2 separate regions of the Homo sapiens genome follow, and region 1 is linked to region 2. The links are chromatin contacts, found by Hi-C or POLR2A ChIA-PET in ENCODE. All regions are on one chromosome and are shown on one strand. The core of a region is the stretch at or near the end of the contact, and the rest is flanking DNA. Distances in the headings are between cores, read along the strand shown.

Region 1 (2,700 bases), core at 115-2,614, 400 kb before region 2:
CACGGGGTGCCAGGTGTAGCACCCAGCTGAAAGTTCCTCTGGGCTTCCTATAGACTGTGCCGGTCATCCTGTGTCTTAGGCCCGAGTCAATCACAATCTTGCTGTGTGACTGATGCTAATCCCTGGTTTGAGCCTCAGCTTCCCACATGTAAAATATGGTAGAAAGGTGAAGCAGATGACTTTTTAAGCCTGGAAGCCCAGCAAAGGGTGGAAAAACTGTCACAATCTCCCTCCTTGCCCTGGAGTTCCAAAAAGATGGGTCTTGTTTACTGCTGCTTCCCCAGCACCCTGGAAAAGGTGGGGCAGAGTGGGTGGTCAGTGATCATGTTACTGAGGTGGAGTGTGGCAGGTGGGGGCAGACTGACCACAAGGCAGTGAGGACCCGATCTGGTCCTTCTGTGTCTCCCAGGACCTGCACAGAGCAAGTGCCTGATAACATCTGGGGTGGGAGCCACGAGGAGCTACACACACACTCGGTCCACCAGACTGGTTTCCCCAGCCAGACCTCTGAGCTTACAATACTGACAGAGCAGCATGCTCTGCTCCCACTTCTTTCTGTGTCCGCTAGCCCCACTAGACCATGGGCTCCCTGAGGGCAAATATCCATTCACCTCTGCCCTCAGTGTCCTGAGGCACGGAGCAAGTGGCAGTCCTATAAGTAGCATTTGTGGCCAGGAGTTTCCCCAAGTCAGGTGGGCTGTGCTACGCAGAGGGTCCGTTTATTCATTCTCCAGCTTTACCTATCGCCAACTTTGCGCGGGATTAGGCTAGGGTGCTGGGGTCTGGGCCCCTGGCACGTGGGGCATCTTTACACCTCTCCCCTGGAGGAGGCTTGCCTCTCAGACAGGCTCTCCTGGGGCTCCGGTCCCACCCTTCCCTCTTCGTCTCACCTTCTTTCACTCCTTCACCCCCACCCGCCGCGAGGGCGGCGGCCTGACCCCCGCCCCTTCCTGGGCCCCGAATCCCGGGGGCAGGTGCGGAGGAGGAAGACGACGGGCCGGAAAGGCTCGTGTCTGGGCGGGGTGTAAGGCGCAGGGCCCGCGGGCCTAGGGGATCCGACGGCTGGGTAGCCCTGCGGAGCTCAGACGCAGCGCACTCGCGCTCCACGCACCCGGGCCCGGCCGCCCACCCGGCCGCCTCACCTTCCCGGGCCTTGAGTAGCACCGTGTTCGCTACGATGTTCTCGAGCTCCATGGGCTGTGGCGCCGCCTGGCCCGCCGGGCCGCGCCGCCGGCCGGGATCGCGCGCGAGTGCCGAGGCCGGATGGCGATCGGCGCGGCTCGGCGCGGCTCGGCTCGGCTCGCAGTGACCGCGCCGCGGCCTCCCCGGCCTCCCCGGCCGCCGCAGCCAGCCGCGCACTCTCCGCCCCCTCCCGGGGGCCACCCCGGCGCTGGCCCGCCCTGCCCCGCCCTCTGTTTACCTCATTTGACCAATCACCGGGCAGAAGCTCCCCGCGCCGTCTTCCCATTAGTCTTCCTCTTCATTTTTTCCCCCGCCCCCCCAGCTGGGGACTCGCTCAAAGAAGTACGGGGGCGGGACCAATCACGTCACCTCTTCCTGGTTGGTCTGAGGGCGGGGTTCAGCCCCTAGGTTCGAATTTCTAGGCTTTCGTAGGATACCAAACTGCCAATTAGGGCCGAGCCCTCAGCCGGGACAATGGAGGTGGGTACTCTGGGGCACGCCCAGGAGGCCGAATATGTGATTGGGTGAAGAAGACGTCCGTCATCTCAAGTACTGCATTTTGATTGGGTCGTCGCCTGAAGGTGTGGCCCGGCGGCCTTTGGCTCGCAGACGGCTTTTCTAGGGTTTTGTCGGGGACGCGCTCCGTATCCTGGGCCTCCTGCGGGCTGGCAGCGAGTTTGTTTGGTCCACTTGTGTGGCCGTATTCCCTTGGGTCGGCCCCAATCAGGAGGGCGCACATCGAAAGAGGGAGAGACAGGGAGGAGGCTGCGGCCTCGCAGCCGTTCCCCGACCTCTTGCCCGGTCGCCGCAGGCGCCCCGCCCAGCCCCCGCAGCCGGATGTTGTGATTTCTCTCCACCCACTCGGCCTCGCCTTCCCTCGGCCTCTGCCGCCTTATAAGGCAGCGCTACCACCCCTAGACCTCGGGATGAGTTCACACCCATTATACAGGTGGGGAGCTGAGGCGCCGGACGTCAAGTGGCTGGCTCCAGCCCGAAGACTACGGAGAAAACAAGGCTGAAATCTTACAGCTAATCAACACCTTGTAGCTTAACACCCCGCTTCCTCCACCCCCTACTTCACGCAGCAGGAAACAGGCTTGCCCAAACTCCGCGAGTAAGGCAGAGCCGGATCCATCTAGGCTTCTCTAGTTCCTATGCATTCATTCATCCGAAAATACAGAGCAACACCTCTGTGCCAGGCACCAAGCCAGGTGCTGGAGAACACAGTGATGGCAGCAAGATAGCCAGGCTCCCTGCTTACTTGCTAGAAGTGGAGGGAGCAAGTGAGGGCAGGGTGAGATAAAGGTAATTATTCTGTAAATAAACAAATAGATGGTTTCAGAGAGTGACAACTGCTCTTCGGACGTTAAGAGAGTGTGTGACACTCTCAGGGTGTGACATTTGAGCGGATCCAGTAGAAGCAACAGCAAACGCAGAGGCTCTAAGCCAGACTAAGTGGTGTGTTCAGGGAATAGGAGAAGGCGTCCGCAGCTTCTGGGCCCAGTGGTCTGAGATGAG
Region 2 (2,700 bases), core at 27-2,526:
GCTAGACTTGTTTTTAAATTGGAGAAGTATATACCAGGGTATAGGTCTGTGTACCTTCCTTAGATATGGTCAAAATTTCAATTTTATCCAATTTTATCCAGGGCAGTCAGTTCACAAATAGCATATTAAACTTTCGAAGACAAGTCTGCTCAGCAAGCAAACAAATCACTGGAGAAATCTGATTTCCCTCCAGATACCTGACAAGGTTAGCAGAGAAGCCCAGATAGAGTTCTTGTACATCTGGGTTAGCATCAAGCAGCTGGCTCTGTAAAGGACAGTGAAGGGAGTCACACAAGCAGGTCAGGACAGCTCTTTTCCATCCTTCTCTTTCTTTCATCCCATCTTACCCAGTCTCAGGTCAAGTGCAGAGCAAGCTGGGGCGCTTCGGCCCAGGAGTGACCCCTAACGTGGCTTTGCATACACTGTTCTCAGCAACTTTGGGTCAAGTGTAGGACACAAAGAAGCTGGAGCCAAAGCAAACCCAGACCAGTTTCTCAGGCTCCTTGTCCCCACCTTAGAATAAGGGACCCAGCAAGTAGAGGCCAGAGAGCTAAAAACGGGTAAGCCAGGGCTCAGTCATCAAGACCAGGAGGAACCCAGGGGGTAAGGAGAAGGCCTTCCAGAGCCCTCGGAAGTGTGGGGCTTGAGAGAAGGGAGGCGAGAGGCCCTAGGAGGAAATCTGGAGATTGGGACGATGGGGAGTCAAGGAGTGGTGAGGGGCACTCGGCTTGGCTTACCGGGATGGCAAAGACTGTAGGTCTCCGACAGGACGAGTATAGGGATGACAGTCCTCGAATGTGGGAAAAACTGCGCTGTAGTGAATGATGAAGGAGGAGGAGGAAAACCCAGGGCCTGAGCGTGAGCGGCCCTTCACCCTCAGCGCGCTGGGGGCCCGATTCTTGGGGTGCCCGCGCCCGGATGGGGAGCACAAGTCTGGGGGTCCCGGGGCGCAGCACGCAAGGAGGCGGGCCAGGGGGTGTGACCGTCGGCGCTTCCGCAGTTCCCCGCGAGCCGCGCAGCGGGCGAGGGGCTTTCTGCCTCCAAAGCCCCCGACTCACCTTCCTCTCTACCCACCGGCTGGGCACCGGACACGGCTTCCCACAGGCGGCGCGCCCTCTCGCGGTCAAAGCGCACCCCGTCCGGCTCCTGGCCCTCCAGCAACTCCGAGCTGCTGTAAGGCCCGGCCGCTCCGCCGTCCGCGGCCTGCACCGTGGCCGGCGCGGGATACTCCATCTTCCCCGCAAACCCTCACCGGTAGAGAGCCTCTCAGGCGCCTAGGTATCGCGAGATTTGGTGGGTGGTACTTGGCCCAGCCAACAAATCTCGCGAGGTTTGGGCGCTGCACCCGCGCTGCCGTGCGGGACCCCGCGCTTATTTTGCTTTGCTACCTCTGGTACCTCAGAGCGTGTGCCGTGGATTCGGAAACCTGTCGCTGATTCCGCAGCAGTGACCCCCCCCTCCCGGAGAGGCTCGTGTGGTTTTGGCTCATGGCTCTCACCTTGCTCACGGTCAGCCCTTGATACTTTTCATTTCGTTCTCAAGGTCCCGTTATGTGGGAGTGTTTTCGCCATTTCATTCACAGGGAAACTGAGGCCCAGAACCTAAAAATGGTTAACTCAAGAGCTCGCTACTAGTAAGTAGTAGTACAGCTAAGGTTCCATATTACTGCTAATAATACATACTATTTGTTGAGTTCCAAGTGCCAGCTCCCAGCTCTGATCTTCCCCGAGACTCCGGACCTGTATACATCCAGTTGCCTCTTCCACAGTTCACTCGAATGGCTAATAGGCTTCTCCAATGTAGCTGTCAGACCCCAAATTTTATCTTCCAACCCCAGAGCTGCTCCTTCCCGTGTCTTTGGGAGCCACCATCTCTTGCCTAGGTTATTGTAGTAGCAACCTCACTGGCATTCCCAGCACAGCAGTTCCAGGAATCCTCTTATGACAAGTCAGATCATGACGCTTAGGTTCTCAAATCCTCCAACAGCTTCCCATCTCACTCTTAGTAAAAGCCAAAGTCCGGCCAGGCGCGGTGGCTCACGCCTGTAATCCCAGCACTTTGGGAGGCTAAGGGGGGGCGGATCACCTGAGGTCCGGAGTTCGAGACCAGCCTGACCAACATGGAGAAACCCCGTCTCTACTAAAAATACAAAATTAGACGGGTGTGGTGGCACATGCCTGTAATCCCATCTACTCGGAGGCTGAGCCAGGAGAATGGCTTGAACCCGGGAGGCAGAGGTTGCTGTGAGCCGAGCTGGCGCCATTGCACCCCAGCCTGGGCAACAAGAGCGAAACTCCGACTAAAAAAAAAAAAAGCCAAAGTCCTTACTTCGACCAACAAGGCCCTGTACAATCTGACTTCCCTTAACCTCCCTGATCCTGATGTGTTACTCAGTCCCCAACTCCTTAATTCCTGTCCCAGTTATCCAGGCCTCCTGGGGTGAATTTCTCTCATATATCTTCATGGCTCAGTCTCCCACTTCCTTCTCTGGCTACTCTATCTAAAATACCTTGTCTGGCTATCCCATCTAAAATGTTACTTTTCCACACACACTTCATGTCCTTCTTTCCTGCTTTATTTCTTTTATATTTTACCTTTTATCTTGCTTATTGTCTGTCTCCCGACTAGAAGGCAAGCCCCAGGAAGGCAGGGATTTTTGTCTCTTTTCTTTTCTTTCTTTTTTTAAATTGTTTTTGAGGC

The links. Hi-C counts contacts between places; a loop is a spot of excess contacts on that map. ChIA-PET counts read pairs that join two places held with the same protein, here RNA polymerase II (POLR2A). Pooled maps may share reads with other maps.
Region 1: a pooled map shows a loop between it and region 2 (8-fold over the local background). The contact joins the promoter of GRK6 here to the promoter of ZNF346 in region 2. A Hi-C loop is called at or near these places in 8 of 50 pooled maps. POLR2A ChIA-PET finds 5 or more read pairs at or near these places in 2 of 52 experiments (A673 and WTC11).

Annotation. Positions count from the first base shown.
Region 1 is chr5:177,425,340-177,428,039 of GRCh38, reverse strand. GRK6 (G protein-coupled receptor kinase 6) reads right to left here and starts at 1,364. Exons shown (of 16, transcript NM_001004106.3): 1 at 1,143-1,364. The coding sequence starts at 1,194. RefSeq lists a silencer at 791-1,440 and enhancers at 1,151-1,690, 2,111-2,280.
Region 2 is chr5:177,021,272-177,023,971 of GRCh38, reverse strand. It overlaps ZNF346 (zinc finger protein 346), which reads right to left and starts at 1,276. Exons shown (of 7, transcript NM_012279.4): 1 at 1,059-1,276. The coding sequence starts at 1,233. It also overlaps a transcript of UIMC1 not described here. RefSeq lists enhancers at 498-1,034, 1,462-1,511, 1,035-1,572 and a silencer at 912-1,061.